Regions from separate parts of the Homo sapiens genome. Here region 1 is linked to region 2. Evidence: read pairs that join two places in POLR2A ChIA-PET (ENCODE). Cell type or tissue: Panc1. All regions are shown on one strand. Each heading gives the region's core, and the rest is flanking DNA. Links, peaks and the distances in the headings are about the cores only.

Region 1 (2,918 bases), core at 248-2,747, 56 kb before region 2:
AAATGTGTTAACAGATCATATTTTAAAAGTTACTCAAAAATGTTGGTGTATTTATTAGTGAAGAGATTTAGTATTGCCAGATGAGGTGGATGCCGAAGGAAAAGGTGTTTTCTGTTATAATAGATGGGAGAAGAATTTCCTTTTTTTTTTTTTTTAACCTTAAAATTCGTCTTAAACCAAGTTAAAGTTGAAATGAGTGATAACTTTTATGACATTTATGTTGGGACTGTAAAAGTATTTCAACAGGCCAGGCCTATGCTTTTTGTGATAATTAAAATACATTTTGTTATAAAGTAATTAAAGAATATTGCAAGTTATGAGAGTAGAGGACAAATCATTAATTTCACCTCACTAATATTCCTTTGTCTTGTGTTCTTTTTGCCTTTTTTTGGACATATGTATAACTATACTGTGTGCAGATGTTACTATAGCTGTCTTTTGTTGAGTGAATGTGCCACTTTTACAAGATTGCTTCCAGTCTTTTACTATTATAAGTAATGTGGGTCCCCCTCATGTTTGGACTTTTCCTTTTCATCTTACTTAGCTGTTTTCTGACATTTGAAAAAAAGCATTTGAAGATCTACATTCTTTTAGCCTAGTAAATGAGTCTTGCTTCATTTGAATGTAGGCCTCTTTATGGTCTTAGGAGCTGACAGATTTGAAGATTATTTTATCAAGATAATGGTGTTATTTGTTTTTTTTTTTTTTTTTTTTTTGAGACAGAGTCTCACTCTGTCACTCTGGCTGGAGTGTAGTGGCACGATCTCGGCTCACTGCAACTTCCACCTCCCGCGTTCAAGCAATCCTCATGCCTCAGTCATCCCTACTAGCTGGGATTGCAGGCATGTGCCACCACACCTGGCTAATTTCTTTTTGCATTTTTAGTAGTAATGGGGTTTCACCATGTTGGCTCAGCTGGTCTTGAACTCCTGGCCTCATGTGATCTGCCGCCTTGGCCTCCCAAAGTGCTGGGATTACAGGCATGAGCCACTGCGCCTGGCCAGTGTTTTTTTTGTTTTGTTTTGTTTTTTCTTTTCTAATCGCAAAAATTTAAGCAGGGAATGAATTTAATATGTTATCGGAAGACATTCATTTAAAATAGTTTAAATAGCTTTGTTTCATGCTCACTGAAGTTTTTTTTTTGATACAGGGTCTCACTTTGTAGCCCAGGCTGGAGTGCAGTGTCATGATCACAGCTCACTGCTGCCTCAACCTCCTGGGCTCAGGTGATCCTCCAACTTCAGCCTCCCCAGTAGCTGGGACCACAGGCTAGCACCACCACACCTAGCTAATTTTTGTTGTTTTTTTTTTTTTGTAGTGATGGGGTTTTGCCATGTTGCCCAGGCTGGTCTCAAACTCCTGGGCTCAAGCAATCCAGCTGCCTCGGCTTCCCAAAGTCCTGGGATTACAGGCGTGAGCCACCATACTTGGCCTTGAAGTATTTGTAATTGCTAAAGCATTTATGATTTATTTAACACAACTGGAGCTGGGCATAGTAGCTCATACCTGTAATCCCAGTGCTTTGGGAGGCTGAGGCAAGAGGATCATTTGAACCCAGGAGTTTGAGGTTACAGTGGGCTATGGGCACAGCCCTGCACTCTAGCCTGGGCAACAGTGTTGAGACACTGTCTCTAAGAAACAATAATAATAATTGATAGGTAAAATATGGTAAATACATGCACAAATGTGAAGTTTATAGTTCAATACATTTTTACATGTACATATACATGTATATGTACTTTTGTAGTCACCACTTAGATCATGATAGTGAACTTTTCCAGCACTCCAATTCCCTCTCCTTCCTGTTTAGTAGTCTCCTCTTCCCATGATGAGTACTTTCCTGACATCTATCACCATTTATTATCTATTTGTCTTAGTCTGTTTGTGTTGCTATAAAGGAATACCTGAGACTGGGTGATTTATAAAGAAAAGAGGTTTATTTGGCTCATGGTTCTGTAGGCGGTACAAGAAACATCTGCTTCTGGTGAGGGCTTCAGGCTGCTTACACTCATAGTGGAAAGCAAAGGGGAGCCAGTGTGTGTAGATCTCATGGTGAGGGGAGCAAGAGAGAGAGAGAGGAGGGAGGTGTCAGGCTGTTTTTAACAACTAGCTCTCTTGGGAACAAATCAAGTAAGGACTCACTCATTACTGTGAGAGTGGCACCAAGGCATTCATGAGGGATCTGCCCATAATCCAGACACCTCCCATTAGACCTCACCTCCAGCATCTGTGATCAGATTTCAACATGAGATTTGCAGGGGTCATATACCCAAACCATAGTACTCTTCTTGAACATCACATAAAAGGAATCATACAGTATATATTTTTTTCTAGCCAGCTTGTTTTTCTAAACATGATATCTGGGTGATTTCGCAGTATCATTGTGAATATCAGTAATTTTTTTTGTTGTTGTTGTTTGTTTTTTGAGACGAATTCTCACTCTGTTGCCAAGCTGCAGTGCAGTGGCAAGATCTTGGCTCACTGCAGCCTCACTGCAACCTCCACCTCCCAGGTTCAAGCTGTTCTCCTGTCTCAGCCTCCCAAGTAGCTAGGATTACAGGCGCCCACCACCATGCCCAGCTAATTTTTGTAATTTAAGTAGAGACAGGGTTTCACCGTTGTTGGTCAGGCTGGTCTCGAACTCCTGACCTCACGCGATCCACTCACCTTAGCCTCCCACAGTGCTGGGATTATAGGCATGAGCCACCGCACCTGACTAGTTCCTTTTTTTAAACTGCTGAGTAATATTTCATTATATGAGTATACTGCAGATTGGTTTGCCTGTTGATGTACATTTACATTGATGGACATAATACCCAAATGTCAGTTTTTGACAATTATAAATAAAGCTACTATGAATCTCTTGTCTTTTGGTAGAAATATAACTTCAGTTTCCTTGGATGTATGTGTAGCAGTTT
Region 2 (2,918 bases), core at 274-2,773:
TAGTTAATTTATAATTATGCATTATTCATAATTAAAAGGGGTATGTTTAAATATGTAAGTGTTCTTCTGTGTAAATAATTAGAAGTCATTTGGAAGCTTATTATTAAACTGTCTGCAAATCCTTTGAAGCCAGATTTAGTATAGGACAAGGCTTACATTTGTGGTAAGCTTTTAGAGGTTTGTAGTTCTAATGTATGCTTTATAATTAGCCTATTCAGAGTTTGATTTATTGATTTGTATTTTTAGAGACAGGGTCTTGCTCTGTCTCCTAGGCTGGAGTGCAGTGGCACAATCATAGCTCACTGCAACCTCAGCAAATTTTTAGAATTTTAATTTTTGTTGGTACTGGGCTCAATATATTGCCTAGGCTGGTCTCAGACTCCTGTTCTCAAGCCATCTTCCCACTTCAGCCTTCCAAAGCGCTGGGATTACAGGGGTGAGCCACCATACCTGGTCTTATTTAGAGTTTTATGATTAGGCTTTATTTGTTTTTGTCACTTTGCAACCATGTTCGTGGATTCTTTCTGTCCTGGATGATGGATTGCTATCTCTTTGCATATTCTAGGCTCTGATTAGATTGGGGGGTAGAAAGAGAATTGTTTCTTGGCAAAATAAGAAATTCCAGGAAGACATTTCTGGATAGCATTAGCTTTAAAAGTAAGTAAACTAGAAGAAAAAGGTTGAATAGTTCAATGAACTAAAATAATCATTAAGGGGTTAAATAAGAATTTTAAAAAGATAACATTAGTATAATTAGTTTTCTGCTGCAAACAGTTTTCATCAGTGGTTATCCTTTTCTCAAGGTGGTGAGTAGAAATCTAATGTGTGCCTTCCTTGTAATCATCCTTGCGTATGACAAAGGTGTCTTAAGACTTTAGTGTAGCAGTTACTAGGAACAGAACAGGAAATGCAGCTTTGCTTCCCTTGAGTGAGCCTCTCTTGTTTGCTACAATTCAGGACTATGAGTTTATATTTGACTGTCCTCTTTGCTTCTTCCTTTAGAGGTAGATACCCTTGAGAGTGCTGCATACCCACTTCCTGCCTTTTAATGGGGCTTGAGAAGGGCACTACAGACTTGTGGAGCTAGGTTGTTGCTTGGGTTTCCTAGTTCCTATATCTCGGGACTTTGAGGCTTTGGAGACTGCCTTTCTGTGTTGTTGGAATTGGATATTGGCCACCTGGGTATATACAACTTTCTTTTGCTCTGAGGTAACTTAACATTTATTGGTGATTAGAGACTTTTTTTTGTATTTTCTTCAGATTTGAGCTAATGGAACACTGGGATGATTGTTCAGTTTATTTAGGTTAGATGGCGATTTCAGTTTCATATGATATAGACTTTAAAAAATCTTAGTGCATTATTTTAATGTTTTATAACTTATTACCCTAACAAGTTGTCATAATCATTTAGTGTATTCTTTTTTCTTGGCATAGCTACTTAATGACCCTTATTTTGTTAGATTATTTTTAAATGTTTTAGGAGACCTGATCTCTACGCTTTGGAAACAACAAAATCTTCATAGGCACTGTGATAACTGCTTTCATACTGTATTATCTCTTAATTCTTCAGTATCTCAACAAGATAGCCATTGTTCCCATTTTCAGATGAAGTCACTGGTGCTCAGACAGATAAAAGAAATTTACACAAGGCAAATAGGAGCTTTGGATTATTTGGATGGTTATTCAAGTCTAGCTAACTTCAAAGCCAGTTAATTTTTTTTTTTAATACAGGAAGCGTTTGGTGAAATAACAGTCTTTCCAAAAATGATTGATATTGCATTCTCAAGAAGGTCTTTGATAGCCAAATTTCTAGCACCTTTAGTAGATGCCTTTCTTGCCCCTGAAACTGTCTCAAGTATCTGTATTAAACCATTGTTAACTTTGTTCATGATTCTTTAGATAGTAATGATTAATAATATTAGCTAATATATATATTGTTTAGCATGTGCCAGGAATCATACCAAATACTTCATATGTACAAACTGATGTGAAGCCAGTGGCACAGAGTAAGCTCTCAGTAAAGTATTAGTTGCTTTATTGTTATTAAAAACGTGTCTGGCTCCCAGCACTTCGGGAGGCCGAGACAGGAGGATTGCTTGAGTCCAGGAGTTAGAGACCAGCCTAGGCAACGTAGTGAGACTTTGTCTCTATTTAAAAAAAAAAAAAAAAAAAAAAAGGTGTCTTAAGTTTCACAGTAATAAGTATCACTATTAGTCCCATTTTACAGATAACGAAAGTGAGGAACCAGGCATGGTGACTCATGCCTGTAACACTAGCACTTTGGGACGTTGAGTCGGGAGGATTGCTTGAGGTCGGGAATTCAAGACCGATCTGGCCAACATAGCGAGACCCTGTCTCTAAAAGAAAAAAAAAAAAGAAAGAAAATGAGGTATAATGAGGTAGTAAGTGGTGGATATGAATATTATACATTCTGAGTCCAGAGTTAGTGCCATATTGCCTCCAAAACAGATGTTTGACCCTGCTTAGCCTTTGTGAATAATACAGTTTCATTTGATTAGTTTTGTTCAAGAGCCGCTCCAGAGTGTTTGTTCTTCAGTAATGTTTATTGGGTTCAGACCTATTATTTGTAGGTTAGAAACAGATATTCAGTTAGGAAAGACTTCTTTCAAGACTTGAAGATTATCACAGTCTGAATTATTAGATAGTCCAGTTGTGTTTTGCACATCAGTAAAATTAAAGCAATGTAGAGAGGAGAGTTATGACATAACATTGCCAAGTTTCTGTTTTGCCAGATGAGAAGACAATTTTACAAGTATAATACTGTCATTATAAATAAAATTATGATGACATAATAAAAGATTTTGACACATGGAAGAAGGATATAACAATGAAAGGATAGTTGGTTGCCTTCAAAATGGTGGGTGAACAACTTTGTCATTCTCCACTGTTGTTGCTTC

Evidence for each region. Peaks named below come from ENCODE experiments on the same cell type or tissue, not always from the same donor. Only the 100,000 strongest peaks of a DNase experiment are listed, where the experiment ranks them.
Region 1: POLR2A ChIA-PET joins it to region 2 with 6 read pairs; 5 of 35 experiments call an interaction of 5 or more read pairs at or near these places.

Annotation. Positions count from the first base shown.
Region 1 is chr2:232,715,681-232,718,598 of GRCh38, forward strand. The region is part of intron 2 of GIGYF2 (GRB10 interacting GYF protein 2); the gene reads left to right. Among named protein-coding and RNA genes, the nearest start is that of GIGYF2, 20 kb to the left of the region's middle. In Panc1, for the core only: no CTCF peak of the experiment used is centred there; no DNase peak of the experiment used is centred there.
Region 2 is chr2:232,771,758-232,774,675 of GRCh38, forward strand. All of the region lies in intron 8 of GIGYF2 (GRB10 interacting GYF protein 2), which reads left to right. All of the region lies in intron 1 of KCNJ13 (potassium inwardly rectifying channel subfamily J member 13), which reads right to left. Among named protein-coding and RNA genes, the nearest start is that of KCNJ13, 3.3 kb to the right of the region's middle. In Panc1, for the core only: no CTCF peak of the experiment used is centred there; no DNase peak of the experiment used is centred there; H3K27ac peaks cover 388 bases.